Linked DNA regions of Homo sapiens: region 1 is linked to region 2. The links are chromatin contacts, found by Hi-C or POLR2A ChIA-PET in ENCODE. All regions are on one chromosome and are shown on one strand. Each heading gives the region's core, a stretch centred on a gene start or an enhancer-like site at or near the end of the contact. The rest is flanking DNA. Distances are from core to core; before and after follow the strand shown. Region 1 overlaps SH3RF2 (SH3 domain containing ring finger 2). Region 2 has its middle 16 kb from the start of GRXCR2.

Region 1 (2,939 bases), core at 82-2,581, 190 kb after region 2:
TCAGCACTTATCACCCCGCACCTGTCTCTCCAGGACATTCCACAGCCGTGGTCAGTCTGCCTGGCTCCCAGCAACACCTCTCAGCGAACATGTGAGTAAAAGGCTCATCCCTTCACCCAAGTCCTGGCACAAAGGGGTCATCTTTACCATGTACAGTGGTGATCTAGCATCACCATTCCCAAAACATCCCATCCAGAGACAATAGGTCGCCTTCCTTTACCACTTCCAAGTGAAATAATGGTGAAAAACAGAAATTAGGGCCAGGCGCAGTGGCTCACACCTGTAATCCCAGCACTTCAGTAAGCTGAGGCAGGAGGATTGCTTGAACCCAGGAGTTCCAAACCTGCCTGAGCAACATAGTGAGACCTCATCTCTACAAAAAAAATTTAAAAATTAGCCAGGAATGGTTGTGCACATATATTTTCCTAGCTACTTAGGAGGCTGAGGCAGGAGGATGGGTTGAGCCCAGGAGTTTGAGGCATCAGTGAGCTATGATCATCCCACTGCTCTCCAGCCTGGGCCACAGAGTGAGACCCTGTCTCAAAAAAAAAAAAAGACAACACAAATTAGCAAACCACATCACTCTTAGCTCATTATTTTACAAAAGTAGAAAGAGACTGGAAGATTATATACCACAACATCACTGGGAGATTGGGTATTGAGCAATTTCTATTGTCTTGCTTTAGATTCAAAATGTTGGGTCATAAATACATGTTGTTTAGTAAACAGCAAAAAATAAATATAGCATTTTAGAAAGAAAAAACAAAACAAAAAAAACCTTGTAGAGAACACTCCCCCATTCCCTTTGATAAAACGCTCCAATGTCTCACAGTCCTTGGAGTCTGGAGGGACTTCCTGATGTCTGAGATGCCTGGAGGCCATATACTGGTGATCCCTGAATCTGGCAAACCAATGGATTGTTTCCTGAATGCCTTTGATCAGGTAGCTATTCCCACCTCCACAGCCTCATCAGTCCTGATTGTCTTTACCCCCTGACTCATACTTGGATATTACCTGCCTGATTCCTGTGTGGACTTCAGTCACAGCTAATTTTTTGTATTTTTAGTAGAGATGGTATTTCACCATGTTGGCCAGGCTGGTCTCGAACTCCTGACCTCAGGTGATCCACCTGCCTTGGCCTCCCGAACTGCTGGGATTAGAGGTGAGAACCACCGCACCCGCTCGACCAAGAAGGTTCTTATTGCTAACCACTGGGCAGTCTCTCTCCACCATTCCCCCACTCCATGCCCCCCATCAGGCACGTCTTCCTTCCTCCCTCACCAGTTCTCTGTGTCTTCCCAGGTTTGTAGCCCTGCACTCCTACTCAGCCCATGGACCCGATGAGCTGGACCTGCAAAAGGGAGAAGGCGTCAGGGTCCTGGGGAAGTGCCAGGACGGCTGGCTCAGGGGCGTCTCCTTGGTCACCGGGCGAGTCGGCATCTTCCCAAACAATTACGTCATCCCCATTTTCAGGTGTGTCGCCTCCAATCCCAGACTTTGGGAGGTTGGGCCACCCTAGGCCAGGGGCCATCTGTGGGTTGAACTGGTGGAAGACCCAGTGCTCTTTCAGAAAACAGGCCAAGAAAGCGCTTTTTGCTCTATAACCCGCCTATCTCTTTTAAAACAAAATAGCAAAACTAGTTATCTTTTTCGTAGCCCTTCACAGCTTACAAGCACTTTTGTATCTCTTAGCTCACAGGCTGTGCCCAAGAATCCTCTAAGGTAGATATTATGTTACAGATGAAAATGGTGTGCAGAGTTAAGCAACTTGCTCAAGAACTGGATGTCAGGTTTTCTTCTGCACAAATCCCAGGAACCCCACTTCACATCCTCTATCCCAATGCTCCATCTAGTGGCGTGATGGGAAAATGTGGTCAGATGACTTCCCCAGAGCACCTCGGGAAACTTCTCAGGCTGCTAGAGTGACCCCTAATCAGAGTTTCCATGAACTGAGACCCCTACCTCTTCCTCCACACCCAAGATGAAATGCTAGTAACCCTGCAGGGCCTCCTCCCTCACCGCTTTTCCCGATCTCTTACATTGTGTGGCATACTGTTCATGTCATTGACCCCCTCTTTGTCTTACCACCTCATACCACTGCCACAAATGCACCTAGACCCCAAAACTATCCATGACTCCTCCTGCCTCCACCCCCGATCAGCCCAAGCAAACCCTGTCTCAAGGCAGTGAGGCTACCACCACACATCCAACACTGTCTTTATGACATACCAGAGGGTCACAATCACAGGGAAAGAGCCCCATTGTATTCTGTGCGGGTCAGACCTAGTCATATGCCCACTTTTGGGGACCTTCATTTAGGTGAGCTGCCACGTCCGGAGGAGGGCAGCAAGAATGGTGAGGAGACAGCAAACTATATCATAGCAGAAACCGATAAAGAAACTGGGGTTATTTAACCTGTAGAAGACAAGGGACAGAGGGATCACAATACACTGTGTCAACAGGGCAGTAAATTTGTTCTGAGAGGGGGCAGTGGAGTGGATCAGTGTATGCAACTGGTCTTGGTTCAGTAAACCAAGACGTTCAAGAACATCTTGGTTCAATAAAAGGCAGCTTTTTCTAGCCCATAGATTTTTCCAACCAGGCTAGCTGGTGAGGTGGTGGACTCTCTTTTTAGAAAGAGTGCAGGCAAAGTCGGCCTGAGTCCTCATAGATCTAAAGTTGTATAAAAAGATTTCTTCACATGGCAGAAAGTCAGGATAAAAGATCATAGCTTTTCCTTTCAAAGAAAAGTTCTTGAAATTTGTTACAAAGTTGTAAAATATCCAAGGGCAAACTGAGGTCTATAATTGATGCTTTAATTCATTTAATTGGCAAATATTGAGTGCTAACTACATGGCAGGAACTTTTCCAGGCACTGGAGAAATACCAGTAAACAAAATATACAAAATTCCTGCTTACAGAAGCTTACATTCTAGTGG
Region 2 (2,700 bases), core at 98-2,597:
AACAAACACAGCCCCCAAACCAGGCCGATCTAACTTGACCTCAAGCAGACAAATGAAAGTTACTAGAGTAAGTAGCAAAGGGTAGCTATAGTGTCCTCCCCAAACTGTGGGCCGAAATTCAGTTACTATGTGAACTAGAGGCCCAAGACTGTAATTTCATTAACGATAAATACTAAATCCTTTTTCATCTTTGTCTTCTGAGGACCTAGTACGAATGTCCAGAACATAGCAGAAATCTAACAAAAAATTATTCAATGAATAAATGAATGGATGTTACATTTTTAAGACGTATTTATTAAAAACTTTTTTGAGCTTTCTAAGGATATAGTATTATTTTAATCACAGCATCATTATGATGATATTTTTTAACCTTCGTGTTTGTTTCTAGCTCTGAAGGGATTCTTGTAGTCTTAGTGGAGTACCAGTTGGTTAACCTTGTTTAAACTTATTCCTAACCCTGCCCAACCCACTGGCAAATACTTATAGTTCACAAATCAGGAAGTGGATGTTTTGGTGCAAACTTGTCTCCAGTAATAGGCAAAGAACTCAAGTATGTATGTTTTGCATACGAGGGGTCATAGCAATATTCCTGAGTTCAAAGGACGGTAAATAGAGCTTGTGGTTCTAGCTTCACAATATATCCATTGTCTGACCACTTTTTACCACATCCACTGATACCACACTGGCACTATTAGCTGCCACCAAGATTATTGCAATAGTCTCCTAGCTGGCCTCCCATTTCTGCCCTTGCCAGTGGTGTCTCCTCTCAACACAGCAGCCCGAGTGGCCTGTTAAAACATAAATCATCAGACCATGACCCTCCTCTGCTCCAGTCGGTGCCCAATCAAGAAAACAGAAACCATTCCAGGTATTTCCAAGAGAGGAAATATAGGGAATTGGTTACAAAGATTAGTGACTGCAGGTAGCCACTACCACCCCTAGGAAGGAGGAACAAAAGGGAAAATGGTGTTTCAGCGAGCCCACAACCAGAGCCAGTAAAGCAGCTACTGGTGGAAGCAAGCAGCCGGCCAGCATTCCTAGCTGCTGCTGCTGCTCCTGCAGCTGCCCTATGGGAAGGCCGCCGGGAACCCGATTCAAAAAAAGGAAGGCTCTTCCTCCCTCTCCTCTCCCAGTGTCCTGGCGCACCTAACAGGAAGCCAGCGGGCACGGGGGGTCCGGAAAGTGTAGTTTGCACGTCTCCTGCCCCAGCAGCAAGGGGGCGGGGGGTTGAAAGGGAGTGCGGAGGGCGGTAGCAGAAAGCAGGCTCTATCCACAGCAGGCCCTCACTCAGAGTAAAACCCGAGTTCTCATCGTGGCATCTGAGGGAGGCGCCCCCGCCGTGACACACAAGAACGAACTTTCCCTTCAGACGTCATCCCCGCTGCTGTCTTCATGCTCACCCAGACCAGCCACGCGGGCTCCTTCCCTGTTCTTCAAAGGTGCAGGCGCTCTTCTTCCCGACTCTAGCATTTGCTGTTTCCTCTGCCTGGGATAGTCTTACGCCAGACACCTTCCCAGCTCACTCCCTCAACTCCTTTAGGCCTTTCTTTAAATGACACCTTTTCTTATTTCTTATTTTTATTTTTAATTTATATTCCTAGACATCAGTCTCAAGCTGATAAATGGCACCTTGTCAAGGAGCCTCCCTGCAAGCTAATTTAAAAATTGCAACCTATTTTTTTTTTTTTACACGGAGTTTCGTTTTTGTTGCCCAGGCTGGAGTGCAGTGGCACAATCTTGGCTCACTGCAACCTCCACCTCCCGGGTTCAAGCGATTCTCCTGCCTCAGCCTCCCAAGTAGCTGGTATTGCAGGCATGTGCCACCACGTCTGGCTAATTTTTTGTATTTAGTAGAGAGGGGGGGTTTCACCATGCTGGTCAGGCTGGTCTTGATCTCCCGACCTTAGGTGATCCACCCGCCTCAGCCTCCCAAAGTGCTGGGATTACGGTGCGAGCCACCGCGCCCAGCCTTTTGTCCTTTTTAACACCACTATACGTTACATATATGTGTGTGTATATATGTAATGTATGTGTTATATATATAGCTTACTATATATAATTGTATATATTTTGTTCTATAGGCTATACTTATTGCATAAACATATATATTATTCCCATAAATCTATATATTTAGTTGTCTGTATTCCTTCACCAAAATTTAAGCTCGTAGGAGCATTTAGTTTGTTTTGTCTACTGATACATCCTCGGTGCTCCATAAATACTTGTAGATAGTCAACAATAACATACTGTACACTTAAAAGTTCATTAAGAGGGTAGTTCTCATGTTAAGTGTTCCTACCACAATAATAAATGAATACTTGTGAAATGAACACAATAAATATGATCATTAGTAGGTTATTTATTATGTGATGAAAAACATTAAAGGCTCTTTACAGAAGCTGAGGTTGCTCACACTTCTTCCTCTGGGCAACCTGCATAACCCCACTAAGGCTTAAATTAGATGCCCCTTCTGCATGCTCCAAATGCTCCCTGTAATTATCCTATCCCAGCACTTGTCACAGTGCATTGCAATTATCCATTTATGTATCTATCTCCTCCTCTAAAACTAAGTTCCATGAGATACCAAAGGGATGATGCCTCTCTGGGTAACATGATACATCAAGCACTTTGGAATACTGTCCTGTATGCAGCGGGGCTCAAACAATATTTGTGACGGAATATTCCTGTCGAAAAGCAGAA

What was found. Hi-C counts contacts between places; a loop is a spot of excess contacts on that map. ChIA-PET counts read pairs that join two places held with the same protein, here RNA polymerase II (POLR2A). Pooled maps may share reads with other maps.
Region 1: a map of heart left ventricle shows a loop between it and region 2 (2.9-fold over the local background). The contact joins two enhancer-like sites. A Hi-C loop is called at or near these places in 3 of 168 maps with a recorded cell type or tissue (ascending aorta, heart left ventricle and psoas muscle) and 5 of 50 pooled maps. POLR2A ChIA-PET finds 5 or more read pairs at or near these places in 4 of 52 experiments (HepG2, MCF 10A, PC-9 and 1 more).

Annotation. Positions count from the first base shown.
Region 1 is chr5:146,047,773-146,050,711 of GRCh38, forward strand. It overlaps SH3RF2 (SH3 domain containing ring finger 2), which reads left to right. Exons shown (of 10, transcript NM_152550.4): 6 at 1-91; 7 at 1,303-1,473. All of the region lies in intron 1 of LOC107986458 (a long non-coding RNA gene), which reads right to left. Among named protein-coding and RNA genes, the nearest start is that of PLAC8L1, 56 kb to the right of the region's middle. RefSeq lists an enhancer at 901-1,401. Within about 2 kb of position 1,332, at least 2 of the 41 ENCODE cell types and tissues checked have a DNase peak (open chromatin) inside an H3K27ac peak, as active enhancers do.
Region 2 is chr5:145,855,329-145,858,028 of GRCh38, forward strand. It overlaps a transcript of GRXCR2 not described here. Among named protein-coding and RNA genes, the nearest start is that of GRXCR2, 16 kb to the right of the region's middle. Within about 2 kb of position 1,348, at least 17 of the 41 ENCODE cell types and tissues checked have a DNase peak (open chromatin) inside an H3K27ac peak, as active enhancers do.